Regions from separate parts of the Mus musculus genome. Here region 1 is linked to region 2. A link is a loop called in an ENCODE intact Hi-C map of the cell type or tissue named here. Cell type or tissue: heart. All regions are shown on one strand. Links, peaks and the distances in the headings refer to the core of each region. The heading gives the core; the rest is flanking DNA. Region 1 overlaps Suv39h1 (suppressor of variegation 3-9 1). Region 2 holds the start of Gata1 (GATA binding protein 1).

Region 1 (8,328 bases), core at 225-8,224, 100 kb before region 2:
TTTAATCTCAGCACTGGGGAGGCAGAGGCAGGTTGATTTCTGAGTTTGAGGCCAGCCTGGTCTACAAAGTGAACTCCCGGACTGCCAGGGCTACACAGAGAAACCCTGTCTTGAGCCCCCCCCCCCCCCAAAAAAGGAGGGGCTGGAGTTGTTAGAATTAGTTCTGGGTGTGTCAGCTGCTCAGGACAATACCTGCTACATAGTGAATGCTACAGCAAATTTTAGCTGTTTTTCCTTCCTTTTCATCTTTAGTTTTAGGTAGGGTTCTCCCAACCTGAAAGAGGGAGGAGGCAGGGAACCAGTGGAGAGGCACCTAACAGAGGCCTGGCTGGTCAGCAATGTTATGATGTGAATGGTATTTAGTGGGAAGTGTGAGCAAAAGAGGAACCAAGAATAACTACAGGAGTTTGGGCCTGAACAGCTAGAAAGAAGGAACAGATAGATAATTGGAAGATAGTGCAGAAAGTAGTCTGGGGAGTTGAAATGAAAAGTAGAAATTTTAACAAATAGTAAGGGGAGGGTGGAAATTGAATCCTTACTGTAGAGGGTTCTCAGCATTTATGGTACTCTCGTGTCCCTGTCTGCCTAACAGGAGCAGGAGTATTACCTGGTTAAGTGGCGTGGGTATCCCGACTCAGAAAACACCTGGGAGCCACGGCAGAATCTAAAATGTATACGAGTTCTTAAGCAGTTCCACAAGGACTTAGAAAGAGAGCTTGTCCGACGACACCGCCGGTCAAAGCCACCCAGGCATCTGGACCCAAACCTAGCCAATTACCTGGTGCAGAAGGCCAAGCAGAGGCGGGCACTTCAGCGTTGGGAACAAGAGCTCAATGCCAAGCGCAGCCACCTGGGGCGGATCACCGTGGAGAATGAGGTAGACCTGGATGGCCCTCCAAGGTCCTTTGTCTATATCAATGAGTATCGAGTTGGTGAGGGCATCACCCTCAACCAGGTAGCTGTTGGCTGTGAGTGCCAGGACTGTCTGTTGGCACCCACTGGAGGCTGTTGCCCTGGAGCATCCCTGCACAAGTTTGCCTACAATGACCAAGGCCAGGTGCGACTGAAAGCTGGGCAGCCCATCTACGAGTGCAACTCCCGCTGTTGCTGTGGCTATGACTGCCCAAACCGTGTAGTCCAGAAAGGCATCCGCTACGATCTCTGCATCTTCCGCACTAATGATGGCCGAGGCTGGGGTGTCCGCACGCTGGAAAAGATCCGAAAAAATAGCTTTGTTATGGAGTATGTGGGAGAGGTGAGCATATGGGTCTGAGTATGTGTGCAGCTTTCCCCACTCCCTGTTTGTAGTATGTGTGCCCCTAACCCTGTACCTCAAACTCTTCTGCTTTCCTGTAAGAAAAGCCTATGGTGTTGGTCTGAGTATTACAGGGACATAGTTAAAAGAACACTGAAGTATTCTGACCTCTGGTTTCATAAGGGTATATAGCAAAGCATGTGGGAACTGAACTCCAGGCAGCATTTTTTCCAAAGTATGAGGTCTGGGCATAAGGTTGCAGAACCTAGAAAGGTGAGTTTGTGGTAAGGGTCATTCTATCACAAACTGTGATTCTAAAGGAGCATGTAGGCTTGTCTTAGATGGAGGTTGGGCAATATCCCCTAGGCCGTTGGTTCTCAACTTGTGCATTATAACCCCTTTGGGGATAGAATGACCCCTTTTTTTTTTTTAAAGATTTATTTATTTATATGTAAGTACGCTGTAGCTGTCTTCAGACACTCCAGAAGAGGGAGTCAGATCTCGTTACAGATGGTTGTGAGCCACCATGTGGTTGCTGGGATTTGAACTCTGGCCCTTCGGAAGAGCAGTCTGGAAGAGCAGTTGGGTGCTCTTACCCACTGAGCTATCTCACCAGCCCCGAATGACCCTTTCATAGGGGTTTCTAAGTCAATTGGAAAATAGATGTTCACATTCTGATTCATAACAGTAGCAAAGAAAATAATTTTATGGTTGGGGGGATGTCACTACAATATGAGGAACTATGTTAAAGGGTCACAGCATTGGGAAAGAATTTCAGGTTGTCCTGGGAAAGGCTGGATGGTACATTTGCAGACTAGCTTTTGTAATCAACAGTCCTCAGATCTTTGTGGCTTAACATGTTAGGAGTTAGTCTGCATTGTTTTAAGGCAGTCTCCCTTGGTAGCCCAGGTTGACTTTGAGTTCACAGTCCTCCTGTTCTCCCCTCCTGAGTCCTGGGATTACAAATATGTGCCTAGGAGTTTGGTTTGCCTGGTTTGTGAACACGCTGATGTGGGTGTTTCTTTTTTTTTCCTGCAAGTAACTTTATTATCTTTTTTTTAAAATTAGGTATTAATGTGGGTGTTTCAATGGATATACTGTTGATATAGTGACTCAGGCACCCTATTATTACACCTGCTCCCCTTGTGCCTTCTACCTTAGGGCCTTCCGGTCACCATCACAAACCTCAGCATTTTATAGTAGGGGACCAAAGGGGAAGTTGCTAATGAGTCAGTTGCCACTATCTACTGGCTGGAAGTATGTAAAGTATGTGGTGTGTGTGTCTGGATGAGTAACTAGCAGGTGTATGCAGTAGGAAGTACCACATTGTAAGGTAAGACACTGTGGGCATTTAGAAAAATCTGGGCATATAGACAAATCTGATGGTTTGAGAGTCTTAGCATCCCTGGATCTTTACTGCCTAAGTGTGTGTTTTGTCATAATGACATTGTTCATGTATTTCCATAGGTCCCTCCTGGGTGTTATTTGCTCGGAAAGTGACAGTACTGGCCTGAGGATGTCCATCCATATCAGTGACTGATGACTAGGAGAGGCTTTCACTCTTACAAAACTAGAATAAAGGGTCAGACTCTAGCAGGAAAGACGTGGTCTCAAGGTAGAACAGTCTACAATAGACAAAGAGTCTGGACAAGGGGATGGCCATATCCTCCCCCCCCACACACACATTGTCTGTGGATACTCAAAGGGTTCCTCACAGGAAGTAGAGGGATCCTGAGCATCTGCAGTAAGAGATGGCTGTATCCCACAGTGGCCCAGTGAGCCGGAGGAAGCATGAGTTCTCCATACTTTCAGAGCTATCTTCACCCCTGAATGATTTTGGGCAGTCAGGTATATAGACATCTTTCTAGAAGAAAATGCTATTAACCTGGGACCCCTGGCACACTAAAAGGGGGGGTGTCCAGACCCTCTGGGATCTTATTCCTAGAGGTCATTCCAAGCAAGAAACAAGTTAGTTTAATTGTATTGACCAAGGTAGAGAAAAAGCCTCAGGAAGGGTCAGTCCCCTGGGCTTTGTGACCTTGCTCCTCCACTCTGGACACAGCAGTTTCCAGGAGCCCACTCACCTCTTTTTTCACATTCTTACCCATTCTCTCCATGTTATTTCTTGACTTCTGTCTTGGCATGACATTGTCTTTCTGTTTTGTTTTGGGGTTTTTTTGGAGACAGGGTCTCTCCGTGTAGCCCTAGCTGTCCTGGAACTCACTCTGTAGACCAGGCTGGCTCGAACTCAGAAATCCGCCTGCCTCAGCCTCCCAAGTGCTGGGATTAAAGGCGTGCACCATCCCTGCTAGGCAGCCATGACCTTCTTGGGCCTTCTAGTACCCTTAGACCTATGGATCCTTCTGATGGTGTCCCCAAACACTTTTAAAGCTCTTTCCATGTGGCCTCTGAAAAGTAGTACAGTACAGTACCAAGGTTGTATCCCACTCCTACCACTCAGCAGGAATCACTTTGTCTCTTGGTTGTTTAGGTTCTTTCTCCCTGTGAAGTACTGTCAATGGTACTTCTGTAAACTTAGATAATCCAAAATGCTCAAAAAGTGAAAGGTTTTGTTTTTTGAGACAAGGTTTCTCTGTGTAGACCAGGCTGGCCTTGAATTTCAGAGAAGCCTGCTTCTGCTTCTCCAGTGCTGGGAATAAAGATATGTGCCACCATTGCTGGATTGTTTTGTTTTGTTTTGGATAACCTGACCTGACTTATTATCTTTGTTTGTACGTGGGGTTAGTGTTTATACTTAATTATGTGGCACTGTCTAGATGCTCCTAAGGTGCTATATTATGAAACCACCCCTCTCCCCACCTAAGGATAGAACACAGGGCTTCCTTTATGCTAGGCAGTACTCCTCCACTGAACCGCATCCTAACAGGCAAGGTGCTATGTAATACAGAGTACCATTCCCAGTCTTGGATGGCACTGACAGTTTCCCTGTTCTTTAGGACCTTTCTGTGTTCTAGATTTTTGTTTCCACATTATTTTCACCAGGTAGAAAATACTAGAGAATACTGAACATGCATTCTGTATATATTTTATCCTCTCTGGAATGAAGGTGAGTTTTAATTAAGTGATAGCATTTCATCACTAGTAGTTTCTTGGGTTTTTTGTTTTGTTTTGTTTTTGGCGGGGTGGAGGGCATACAGAATAAAGATGATACTTGTTGCAAAACCAATCCAAAACATTATTTCACCAGAGAGGTGTCATGTAAGAAGTGGTCCAAGTTACAAAGCTTAATAAAGTGAATGGTAGGAAACGCCTATTTAAACCCAGTGCTGTGGCAGGCCTGCTGCCCCCCCCCCTGTGAAAGTAAGCACAGGAGGGGCTCCTAGCCACTGACTCAGTTTCCTAGTCTCATTCACATCAACAGCCTTATTTATTTTTTTTTATTTTGGCTTTTTGAGACAGGGTTTCTCTGTGTAGCCCTGGCTGTCCTGGAACTTACTTTGTAGACCAGACTGGCCTCGAACTCAGAAATCCACCTGCCTCTGCCTCCAGAGTGCTGGGATTAAAGGCGTGCGCCACCACTCCTGGCTCTTATTTTTTGTTTTTAAGTGTGGGTGTATATGTGTATGTACACTGGGTATGCCTGGTGCTCAAGAACCAGGAGAGGCCATAGACGGTTTGGGGAGGGGGTCATGTTCAAGACCGGGTTTCTCTGTAGCCCTGGCTGTCCTGGAAATTATTCTGTAGATCAGGCTGTGCACCACCACTGCCCGGCTGAGGCCATAGATCTTAGGACTGGAATTAAAGTTCTGCATCTCCATGTGGGTGCTGGGAAATCAAAACTAGGTCCTCTGGAAGAACAGTAAGTGCTCTTAGTCAATGAGCCATCTCTCCAGCCCCTCAACAGCCTCTTTAAAAAAAAAAAAAGGTTGATTTATTTAATATATATGAGTGCCCTGTCTTCATGCACACCAGAAGAGGGCATCAGATCCCATTACAGATGGTTGTGAGCCATCATGTAGTTGGTGGGAATCGAACTCCGGACCTTTGAAAGAGCAACCAGTGCTCTTAACCGTCTTAACCGCTGAGCCATCTCTCTAGTCCCTTCAACAGCTTTTTTAAACTGCCTAACTCCTAGACCATCTGTTTTCCTTGACAGTCTGAAGCGCTACAATAGAATAGAATGGAAACAGGGATGGGACATCATAGGTGAGAGACAAGGAGAGCAGGTTAAGCCTGGAGGCTATGACTCATCCTCGTGAGACTGGAGGAGCAGGTAGGGACCAACAGATGGAGTGGGGGAGGATGTGGACATTCCTTAAGGTTTGAAGGTGGCTCAGAAAAGAGCCAGTCTACTGGTGAACTAACAGACTGGCTGGCTTCTGAGGGACTGAGGGTCATATGATTCTCAACGAGATAGGAGGCTACCTCAGCATACTTTGCCTTACATGAGTATTGTTGTGGCTATTGCTGGATCCTTCAGGAGAAAAAGATTATTCACTGGTGGCCCTATTATTATTATGACCTGGGGTCTGCTTTACAGGATGAATTTTTTTTAACTTATTTTACCTTGTATGTATGTGTTCTCTGCAGGTGCTCGTGTAGTCCAGAAAAGAAGGGGTCAGCGGATCCCTTGAGTTTATTTGGTATTTGGGTTGTGTTTGGTTTTGGAGATAGGATCTCCTTGTATTGCCCTGGCAGTCCTGGAACTCAATCTATAGACCAGACTGGTCTCAGACTCAGGGATCCACCTGCCTCTGCCTCCCAAGTACTCAGATTAAAGGTTGTGTGTGAACATGTCTGGCCAAGTCCTAGGTATTTGTGAGCAGCCTGATATGGGTGCTCAGATTCTGGTCCTCTGATAAAGCACTAAGCACATTTAAACCATCCATTACTGCAACCCCAGGCCATATTTTTAATCTCCCCAGTGATGTTTCCACGAACTACGTCTAAGAGTATAGTGTGGGTGCCAGATTCTATCTTTGTTGCCTCTGTGGCCTATGAGGGTCAGGGGTAGGCCAGGATTCTTCCCCTATCAGACTGTAGCCTTTGTAAGCAGGATCTAGATAGCCTCCAGTGGGAAAATAACCTGGTATGCTTAGGGTATATATTGCATGGGTAGAATGTGTGCAAGGTCCTGAGTTTGTCTACACTACCAAAACAAAGGACCTGAGTGAATGGAGAAAAAAGTTGCAGATGGGGAGGCCAGGTCCTTCAGGAATGAGCTAGAGTAGGGGGTGGTGTGGAGTGTGGTCTGGAGAGAATGTGATAGCAAAAGAGGCAGTTAGGATACTAATATAGCCTTCCTTGCTAGAGAACAGAGAAGTCATGCACAGAGGAGGGTATATTTGAAACAGAAGAACATGGTCACCAAGCTCATAAGGTGCTAGGAAGGTCTGTGTCTGATGTCATCTGGGAGGTGGACAGTGTCTTTGAGGAAGAAAGGGAAGGAAGAAGACAGGTGGGGAGTGAATATTGGAACTACCTACAAGACTGCCTCTTGGGCAGAGGGTTTGAGGGGCCATAGAACACAAGGAAAAATAGCAGTATGTATCTGGTGGAGTGTGCTCTGTTTGGGGCACTTGTCTGTAAAGAGTTGGCATATGGAAGAAACCCTGGAGTGAGGGTACCCTGGGCTGAGGGGATGATGGTACAGTATATGGGGCCCAAGAAGACGACTATCAAGTGAGGGTGAAGTTAAAAAAACCCACATCAATAGCATTTGGGAGACATGAGTGGATGAGACCTAAGATGGTGAAGCAGCTTTATACATTTCCTAGGATAGGAGCAGTGGGGAGGAAATGTGGGAGAAGTGCCTTCTGTTCAACCTCAGCTGTTACCACCACTGTCAGGGCCTTCTCTCAGCTCTAGTGTGTCCCCTTTCCTCTCCTGGTCTCTCTTAGTCTCCCTTTAGGTCATTTTATCATTAGGGTTTATTCTCAGCCTCTTTCTGGTTCTCAGGATTTGAGGATCTTGGCCCTGGACTTCTCTGTGGGCCTTGATCTCTAACCTGGATCTTTCAAACTAAGATTCTGTGTTTTTGTTTCTGCCTCTAACTCTCTTGTGTCTGAGTCCCCTTTCCATTCAATCAAGCCCTTGTCCTCACTGTCCAGGGCCTCTTTATTTCCTACATCCATGTCCTTGCCATCTGCATGGCCTGCACTGGTCTCACTCCCTTGTTGTTGCCTTCTATGTCTCTTGCTGTCCTGCCCCAGGTCAGCGAGTTTCTCCTTGTCTCTTTCTTGTACCCTGGCTCTCATTTTCTTGCCTGTTCTGGGTCTGTCTGTGTCTCTGTCCCATCTTGCTCTGCCCCCAAGTATACATGAGGCTCTGGGACATCTCACTGAGAACAGAAAGTGGAGGTCCTCTTCCTTTCACAAACTGTACCTTGCCACCTCTCCCTCCACCATTGCAAACAAGACAGCTCCTGCCATCTCGGCTGGAGAAGGGTGGGTGGTGGACAGCCTCTACATCGCTCCTGTTCACTGTTCTCTTCCCAGGGGCCAGGTCAAGGTCTAGTTGGGGCTGTCTTTCCTGAACCTTCGTGACCAAATCTTACCCCCCTTCTTCAGATTATTACCTCAGAGGAGGCAGAGCGGAGGGGCCAGATCTACGACCGCCAGGGCGCCACCTACCTCTTTGACCTGGACTACGTGGAAGACGTATATACCGTGGATGCCGCTTATTATGGCAACATCTCTCATTTTGTCAACCATAGTGTGGGTGCCTCCAGCAAGCGGGCAGGGGGTTGGGAGGGACAGGCCAGGGCCCCTCCTTACCTTCCCACTGTTCTTTCTTGCCCAGTGTGATCCCAACCTGCAGGTGTACAACGTATTCATAGACAACCTTGATGAGCGACTACCCCGCATCGCATTCTTTGCCACAAGAACCATCTGGGCGGGCGAGGAGCTCACCTTTGATTACAACATGCAAGGTGGGGGTGGTAAGAGCCCCAGGGGCAGGGGCAGTGATATGGGATGTGAGGACCCCACCCCAAGGCATATATGGGTCATTGAGTGGACCAAGGGAAATTCTTTTGCTGGAGTTTTAAGATGTTCTTCCCGATTTCCAGCCTTCTAAGTGGACCCTGCCCATGGCTTATGGGTTCCCATATT
Region 2 (8,283 bases), core at 284-8,283:
GCCTCCCTGCTGGCTGAACTGTGGCCACAGACTTCTGGGCCTTGCACCCCCTCCACAGGGATGGGGGAGGGAATGGGGTGAGGCCTGTCCTTAGAGGCACCCTTCATTTCCTTTACTGAGCCCTTTGTCACCTCCAGGAATGAAGAAATGGGATATGAGTCCAGCACCACACCATTTTATTGCACATGCCTCTAGCCTTCCCCTCCCAATGAGACTCCCCCATACCTCACCCGCAGATGCACAATTTCTGCCGCTAAGAGTACTACACAGCGATGAGAAGTATTGTTTGAGAAGCATACCATTTATGATGTGCCCAGCAGGCACTGTGCAGATTAGTTACATTTGGTGTAGGGTAAGGACGGTCTATGATTATAACCATTTTCCAAGCGACCAACTGAAACACAGTGGATGACTTGCTTGTGCAAGACTGTCAATCACTGTGAATTGAAGGGAGTCGCTGAGGCCCTGGAGAGTCTCCTTTCTGTGGCCCGACTCCAGTCTGGCAGGGGAGAGTGGCAACAGATCACAAAGACTTGACTAGAATATAATAAAACCATGCCTGAAAAAAAAGTACTTAGGGTAGTGCCTGCGTCCTGCCGATGAATATTGCTGCTCGTGGTGGGCTATTGGTATGTTCCTGCAGCTTCCTAAAAGCTCTGGCTGAATCAGGAGCTGGGATGTAGTGAGGTTGGCAGAGCACATGCCTAGTGTACATATGCAAGGCCCTGAGTTACATTCCTAGCATGGGGCAAGGGTGAGAATTGGAGGTGGTTATTCTGAGTTAGAAGGAAGAAGAATTAGCGTTAAGGCTGTGGATATAGCTTGCCAGTGAAGCTCTTGCCCAGTATTCAAGATGCATCAGGTTCCATCCCTAGCACGACAAAAATAATAGTAGTCTTAGACTTGAACTCAGTGTTAGCTAACCACTGCTATTAGTATCAGGATCAGCATTAAAGCTCCTATCGGCTTAGAGTTAATATTAGCATTGTTATTGGTGTGCACACATAGGTGCACAGGGAATTCACAGCCGTGCTAGTTGGGAAGGGAGAGGGACTAACATAGGCAATAAGCACTCAGTAGACAGATCAGAATACTCTACTTGGACATCTCAGATTCATGTGAGTACTCAATTTAAAAAATAGAATCTTTGATATATTGAGAACTCAGATTCAGTCAGTCGGACCACTTAACATGGATTCAACTTCGTGCATTGTCCCCCAATACAGAAGTAGTTGTCATTGTTACCCCATTACAGAAGGGAGAACGGTAACTCATACATGACTCTGTCTAGGTCTCCCCACTAGCAGCTGGGTGGGTTAGTGGAGAATAGTGCTAGCTGTTGGTCCAGCATCTGCGTCCTTACAAAGGCAAGCGGCACATAGCCACTCTCACACAATTTAAACAAGCCTCCCATTTTTTTATTACTATTCTTTAACTTATTCACTGTGACTACTCATCTGTTTCATCAAACAAATAGTAACTGCATGTACAGTGTGTATCTGAAGTTTGTTACTGGGTTTCTGATAAAGAAGAGGGCTAAATATAATCCCATGGCTCCTGTGCGCCTCTCGTGCACTTTGCAGTTTAGCAAGGAGACCAGGATGAAGGTGACTGCAATCAGCTGTGCAAAGTTGTTAATTCGTTTCGTGCAGGCCATGAACTTTTTATGCTACAGAAATGTATGTGATGCTATGGAATTTAACGAGGTTGAAAGAAAGGATGAAATTAGATAGCAATGAATGAGAAGTCGCTGTTCACAGCCTGAGAGAGGCTAAAAGTTTTTTGTTTTTTGTTTTTTTTTTTTTTAGGTTTTTTTGAGACAGGGTTTCTCTGTGTAGCCCTGGCTGTCCAGGAACTCACTCTGTAGACCAGGCTGGCCTCGAACTCAGAAATCCACCTGCCTCTGCCTCTCAAGTGCTAGGATTAAAGGCGTGCGCCACCACGCCCGGCTAAAAGTTTTACAATTAAGAAAAAAGTCCAGTATGGTATACTTGCCTCCATTTTCAGTAAGTGGACAAGCCTCCCATTTTTAAGGCCCATGTGGAGGGACAATGGCTGGTAGGCAGGCTGACTGAGCGTTCTGCCTCAGAACTTCCTCTCTGCCTTTCCCTCAGTGGTTCTCAGTCTCCCCAACTGTAGAATGGACGGTTAGTAGGCGAGGCCTAGCCTACGGATTTCCAGGGCCATGTCAGAAAGTCTTATGAATGAGGATGCAAGTGCAGTGCCGTGTGTGATGCAGAAGCAGCGCTCAAAATCTACTGGTGAAGGTTTATGTGAGAACAAGGCACCAGTGGGCCAAAAGAAAAAAGTAGGGATGGACTGTCAGCATCCAGTGACTAGGGCTGGAAGGGTATCACTTCAATACAGCTGAGCAGAGCCACACAGATCACAACAGCCACATCCTCACACCAATGGCACTAGCATGGCATGCACACACACACGTACACACATAAACACATACAGCTCACTCCCTCAGACTCTGCCTCTAAATCTCTCTCCTTCTCTACATCATTTCTGTCTTCCTTTTATGTTTCCATCTGTGCCCTAGGCCTTTGTCATTTCTAGCTTCCTTCATCTTCTGTCCATCTCTTTTACCTCTCCGTGTTCATAACATCTCAGGCTCTGTCTGAATCTCTCTCTCTCTCTCTCTCTCTCTCTCTCTCTCTCTCTCCCTCCCTCTCCCTTCAACCCCTCCCTCCCTCCCTCCCTCCCTCCCTCCCTCCCTCCCTCCCAGGCACCATCCCTCTGCCTCCTTCCACTTCTCCGTCTTTGCCTTCTCACTTCTATTTCTTTCTGTATATCTTTGTCCCTGCTGCTTTCTGTCTTTTACTTAACCATCTTTTTTTGTGATCTTATCCCAATCCTCTGGGACTCCCAGGGGAGTCCACTCTGGGTGTCACCTCAGTTTCCCGCCTCTAACGTAGTATGGCGGGCAAGAAGTTGAGGCACTGTCCCTGTGCATCCCCTACCCTGCCCCCCAGCCCCAAGACAGCCTGTTACTGCGGCACCAACAGCCACAGTCGAGTCCATCTGATAAGACTTATCTGCTGCCCCAGAGCAGGCCAGAGCTGGCGTAAGCCCCAGGCACGAGCCGAAGCACTAAAGAAGTGTATGTACCCTTACCCACTAGTCCTGGCCTAGTACCCCAGACTGCTTCATAGAGGTGGCCTGCAGCCTCTGCTTGAAATGCTCCCAAAACTCTGAGCCTCATTCTTCTCACCTGCAAAATGGGTACAGCTATATCCCCCTTTCTCCCAGCATTCAGGAGGGCTCACGCGCATACAGGTCCAACCCACACATAGCCTGGTACACAGTAGGGGCTTTCCTCACTGAAAGAAACTAGTAGTAAAACATGAAACTTAGATCTTGACTAATTGCTCATATGACTTGACTGGACACTGGACTCCACAGAAGCCAAAGGCAAAGGGGATCCAACAACCTGCAGGATAGACAGGAAGGGCGGAGGGACTAGAGCCTAAAAGGTCCTCCACAAGGAGGCGGCACACCCCCTCCCCTGCACTGCCCCACCCACTGGGGCACCAGCCACTCCCTGGGGAGGAAAGAGGAGGGAGAAGGTGAGTGGGAGGGAGGGAGGGCGGGCGGGCTGGCAGGAGGGAGAGAAGGGAGACTCAGAGGCCAAGGCCAGTGAGGACTCCCTTGGGATCACCCTGAACTCGTCATACCACTAAGGTGGCTGAATCCTCTGCATCAACAAGCCCAGGTCAGTCTTGATTCCCAAAAAAACCCCTCCAGCAAGGCAACACCCAGCCTGCTACTCAGACCCATAGGTTGCCCCTAAAACGGGGGTCGTCCCCCGATTCTCCCACGGATCCCCAGACTTCTGTTCCAACCTCCATCTCTCCTTGCCAAAACTTCTATCTGCCCCAACTTCTTCCCATTCTCCTATTCCTTCTAAGCTATCTATGTCCCCTTACCTCTGTCTTCATCCTCCCAGGCCTGCCTGCTATACATACCAACCCCCGAGAAACCCTATGCCTTCATTCCCCCACGCTCCTATCTCATCTCAAATCGGAATTTTTACTGATTGAAACTTGTCTCCACCTCTCTCTTCTCCCAAAAAAAGGAAAACCAAACAAAAAAAACCAAACAAAACAAAACTCACTTTCGCTTCCTCAAGACTCGTATTTCTGCTCTCAAGTGAATACCTCTGTTTCTATCCCATTTTTTTCTGGCCGATCACACCTGTCTCTGATGTGTCAAAGCCTAACTTTAATTCCCATCCCCATCGTGGCCTGTCAGACCGCATGCTTGTTCCCTGCGTCTTCTCTCTGACCTTCCCAAACTTTTCCCTTCCCCCTACCTGTTGGCCAAAATGTGTTTTTTGCTTTTGACGCTAAGTTTTCTCCCCACAACTATTCTGTCCCAATGTCCCCCATGCCCGTCAGCCCTAGGGTTGACTGCCCACTGAACCCCATTCTTTCCACACTTTCTCCACCCCATCTCTTGGCTTGACTTCTCCGCTCTTTCCGTGTTCCCAGAATTTGTCTCTGGATAACAGCCATAGTCCTGTCTGTCCAGGTCCCTCTGCTCCTCAACCCATGCTGCCCAGGAAAAAAAAATACTCTCTCGCATTTTACCATGTCCCCCAAAACCCATTTCTAACCTTTTTTTTTGTGAGACGGGGTTTCTCTGTATAGCCCTGGCTGTCCTGGAACTCACTTTGTAGACCAGGCTGGCCTCAAATTCAGAAATGCGCCTGCCTCTGCCTCCTGAGTGCTGGGTTTAAAGGTGTGCGCCACCACGCCCGGCTCATTTCGAACCTTTAAAGTACATCTCTAACATGGCAGCTGACTGTCAAACTTTACCTCTGGTTTCCTAAATTCATCTGTTTTCCTAACCTACTTCCAAACCCCAAACAGATCTCTGAACTTGGGTCAGAGAAGTCGAGCCAATTTTTTCCTTCCCTTAAACTCCACAGCCATATACCCAGACTTCTGACTCTCAAACTCTACCTCTAACCTCCTAACTACCACATCTGCTCCCCAGGTCCTGCCTCTGCTCCAATGGCCCCACGTAGCCTTGCTGAGGGCTGGGTAGGGCAGTTACCTGGGGTGAGGGGCTGGGCCCGGGAGAGCAGGTGCAGCTGCTGTGCCTCCTGGTTAGAGCAGCACTTTCTCTACTGAGGCAGCTGATAAGGACTTCTCACATCCCCCAGCCTGGAGATAAACTTTATCTCTGTCCGGAGGGTGATAACTGAGGTGGGGGGTGGGCCCTTGATTCAGGAGGGGTGGGTAGCTCTGCACCCACCAAAGGTGAGAAGTCCAGGCCCTGAGGCCTGAGGGGGAATCGGAGGGTGGGTGAGGGGATGAGGAATTGGTGACAGGAAGCCAACCTCACACAGTGAGAGAAGAGATACAAAAAGAGAACTGGAGCCAGGCAGTGGTGGTGCACGCCTTTAATCCCAGCACTTGGGAGGCAGAGGCAGGCGGATTTCTGAGTTCGAGGCCAGCCTGGTCTACAGAGTGAGTTCCAGGACAGCCAGGACTACACAAAGAAACCCTGACTCGAAAAACCAAAAAAGAAAAAGAAAAAAGAAAAGAAAAAGAAAACTGGGAGCAAGAGACAGAGACACTGAGAGAGAAAGCAAGAGGCATAAAACATGCAAAGATGAAACAGTCTTTGGGGGGGAGAGAAAAGAAAAGGAAGGAAGGAAGGAAGGAAGGAAGGAAGGAAGAAAGAAAGAAAGAAAGAAAGAAAGAAAGAAAGAAAGAAAGAAAGAAAGAAAGCAAGCAAGCAAGCTGATCACATGAGAAGGAAGAGGAGAGTCATGGGCAGAAAACAAGGAGGCGAAGGCAGAGACAGAAAGGCAAGAAGGAAAAATAGACAGGAAGAATGAATCATGGAAAGAGAGACAGAATTAGAGAGAGAGGAAAGAGGGGAAAGGTGAGCTGAGAGTCGAGAGAGAGAGCAGCCACTGCCCAAATAGGTGGAGATTCTGAGCTCAAGAAGGGGATGGTAGACAGAGTCAGGAGTGTCTTATCCCCAGCATGGTCCCCAAGCCTGGGCTCAGCCTTTTCCGATCTACCCATGGGTAGAGAAGATGGTATTCTCCCATCCCCCTACAAGTAGAGCCATCAGCCCATCAGGGAAGAGACACGGTCTTTGACTCCTTTTCCCTGCCGCCGAGCTGTGTGTAGTAAGGCACATTGAGGATATAAGAATAGTAAGAATTCATGGCTCAGAAAAAGAACTAGGAGGAAGAGGCACTGGGAGTCAGAGGGAGATACAGACTTGGAAAGACTGAGAGATATCCAGGAATACATAGTCTAGAAGAAATACATAGTCTAGGAGAAAGCAAGAGCGGAAACACAGAAGGCAAGCTGAGAAAGACACAAAGACATAAACAAATATAAAGAAAGATGGGAAGATATTAGAGAAACATAGACATGGACGGCCAAAGAAGGCAGTGGGACACACACACACAATTTCATAAAAGCACAGGAAGAGAGGGCAAGATACACCCTAGAAGTCTAGGGAGAGAGCTCCAAGGATAAATTACTTGTTGAATAAGGATCTAATGTGTAGAACCCATACTGACATGGTAGCAGGCACATCAGCACAGTTTTAGGGAAATGGGAGATGGAGAAGACTCACTGGAGGCTCACAGGCCTGTCCTGGTACACACGGTGGAAAAATATGAGACCCTCTTTAAAAAGGAAGTGGATGGTAAGGACCAACACCCATGTTTGTCCACTGACCTCCAGATAGATAGATAGATAGATAGATAGATAGATAGATAGATAGATAGATAGATAGATAGACAGACTGACTGACTGACTGACTGACTGACTGACTGACTGACTGATTGACTGCAGAAGCACATAAAGATAAAATCTTTGTTTTCAAAGGTAAAGCACAGAAAGGTAGGAGAAACACAGAAACACAGTCAGCCCTGAAAGGAAATGGAGGGAGAGACCCAAGGAGACAGAGCTATAGAAAAAGCCATGCAGTGTAGACAGAGGGAAAGGATCGGTGCTCAGCTCTTCAGGTATCACCTCCAATAGAACAGATGGGGAAACTGAGGTCTGGGAGTGGTGAGACTCAAAGGTTCCTGAAAACAGACCCTTGTCCCCACCCACCTGTTACTCTTCTCAGAGGAAGCCAGTAGCTTTGGGGTGATTTCAAAAGTTGGGCGGGGATGGCAGAGATAAGCAGTGTGGGGGCAGGAGTACTGACCCCCCCCCCATAGAACAGGGAGGAACTAACGGGGCCCACAGTCTGCAGACACAAGTGAAGTGGGGGAGGGGATAAAGCCGGAAACCACGGGGTTTCTGAGAAAGTCAGATGGCAAGATACAACAGATAGGGATGAAGTTGGGGAGCACAGAAGGGTGAACCCCAAACTCCTATGGGAGCTGTCAAGGGGTCCAAGGGATCTTGGTCCTGCATTCTGCCTCTGCAGAAGGAAAGAAAGGAAGGGGAAGAGAGAATAAAAAGAGGAAATGGAGGAGGCCTTGAAGAATGGGAGAAAGAGAAGCAAAGGCTTGCCGGAGGAGGAGAAAGAGGAAGGTTAGAAGGAAAGTAAAGGAGGAAGGAAAGAGGAGACACAGAAAGAGGAAGAGAAATATGGTACATGAAAAGGAGGGACAGGAGGAAAGAGGTGCGAGGGAAGGGACCAACAGAGAAAGGAAGGGAATACAAGACAGTGGAAAGAGGAAAAGGGGAAGAAAAGAGGGAAGAAGGAAGACCTGGAGAGACCTGGAGATGAGGAAGATGGGAGGAGGGATAGGAGAGGAAGAAGAGGGACTCAGAGGCAGCAAACTGATGGAGTAGTAGAGGTATGACAGACAAGAGGCAACAGGAGGATGGGGAGAGATCAGAGGAAGATGGGAGAAAGGGACAAAGGATGATGGAAGAAGACAAGAGACATGACAGCCTAGGGAGGGATGGAAGGGAAGGGGAGAAAAATAATCTGAGAGCCCAAAAGGAGACACACAGAGTCTCAGTGACAGATTCGGAGAAAGAGAAAAAAAAGGAGGGAAGAGCCAGGCGGTGGTGGCGCACGCCTTTAATCCCAGCACTTGGGAGGTGGAGGCAGGCAGATTTCTGAGTTTGAGGCCAGCCTGGTCTACAGAGTGAGTTCCAGGACAGCCAGGGCTACACAGAGAAACCCTGTCTCGAAAAAAAAGAAAGAAAGAAAAAAGAAAAGAAAAGAAAAGAAAAGAAAAGAAAAGAAAGGAGGGAAGAGAATGTTTCTGTGTCTCACAACCCTTTCTGTCCTCACAGGTTCAACCCCAGTGTTCCCATGGATTTTCCTGGTCTA

The links. Hi-C counts contacts between places; a loop is a spot of excess contacts. Peaks named below come from ENCODE experiments on the same cell type or tissue, not always from the same donor. Only the 100,000 strongest peaks of a DNase experiment are listed, where the experiment ranks them.
Region 1: it touches region 2 in a loop (3-fold over the local background); 2 of 42 quality-filtered maps call a loop at or near these places.

Annotation. Positions count from the first base shown.
Region 1 is chrX:8,063,515-8,071,842 of GRCm38, reverse strand. Suv39h1 (suppressor of variegation 3-9 1) reads left to right here. Exons shown (of 6, transcript NM_011514.2): 3 at 593-1,255; 4 at 7,786-7,932; 5 at 8,018-8,147. Among named protein-coding and RNA genes, the nearest start is that of Suv39h1, 7.1 kb to the left of the region's middle. In heart, for the core only: no CTCF peak of the experiment used is centred there; no DNase peak of the experiment used is centred there.
Region 2 is chrX:7,963,205-7,971,487 of GRCm38, reverse strand. It overlaps Gata1 (GATA binding protein 1), which reads left to right and starts at 3,578. Exons shown (of 6, transcript NM_008089.2): 1 at 3,578-3,721; 2 at 8,247-8,283. The coding sequence starts at 8,266. All of the region lies in intron 2 of Gm39488 (a long non-coding RNA gene), which reads right to left. It overlaps Gm52419 (a long non-coding RNA gene), which reads right to left and starts at 5,169. Exons shown (of 2, transcript XR_003953043.1): 1 at 5,068-5,169. In heart, for the core only: no CTCF peak of the experiment used is centred there; no DNase peak of the experiment used is centred there; H3K4me3 peaks cover 1,302 bases; H3K27ac peaks cover 468 bases.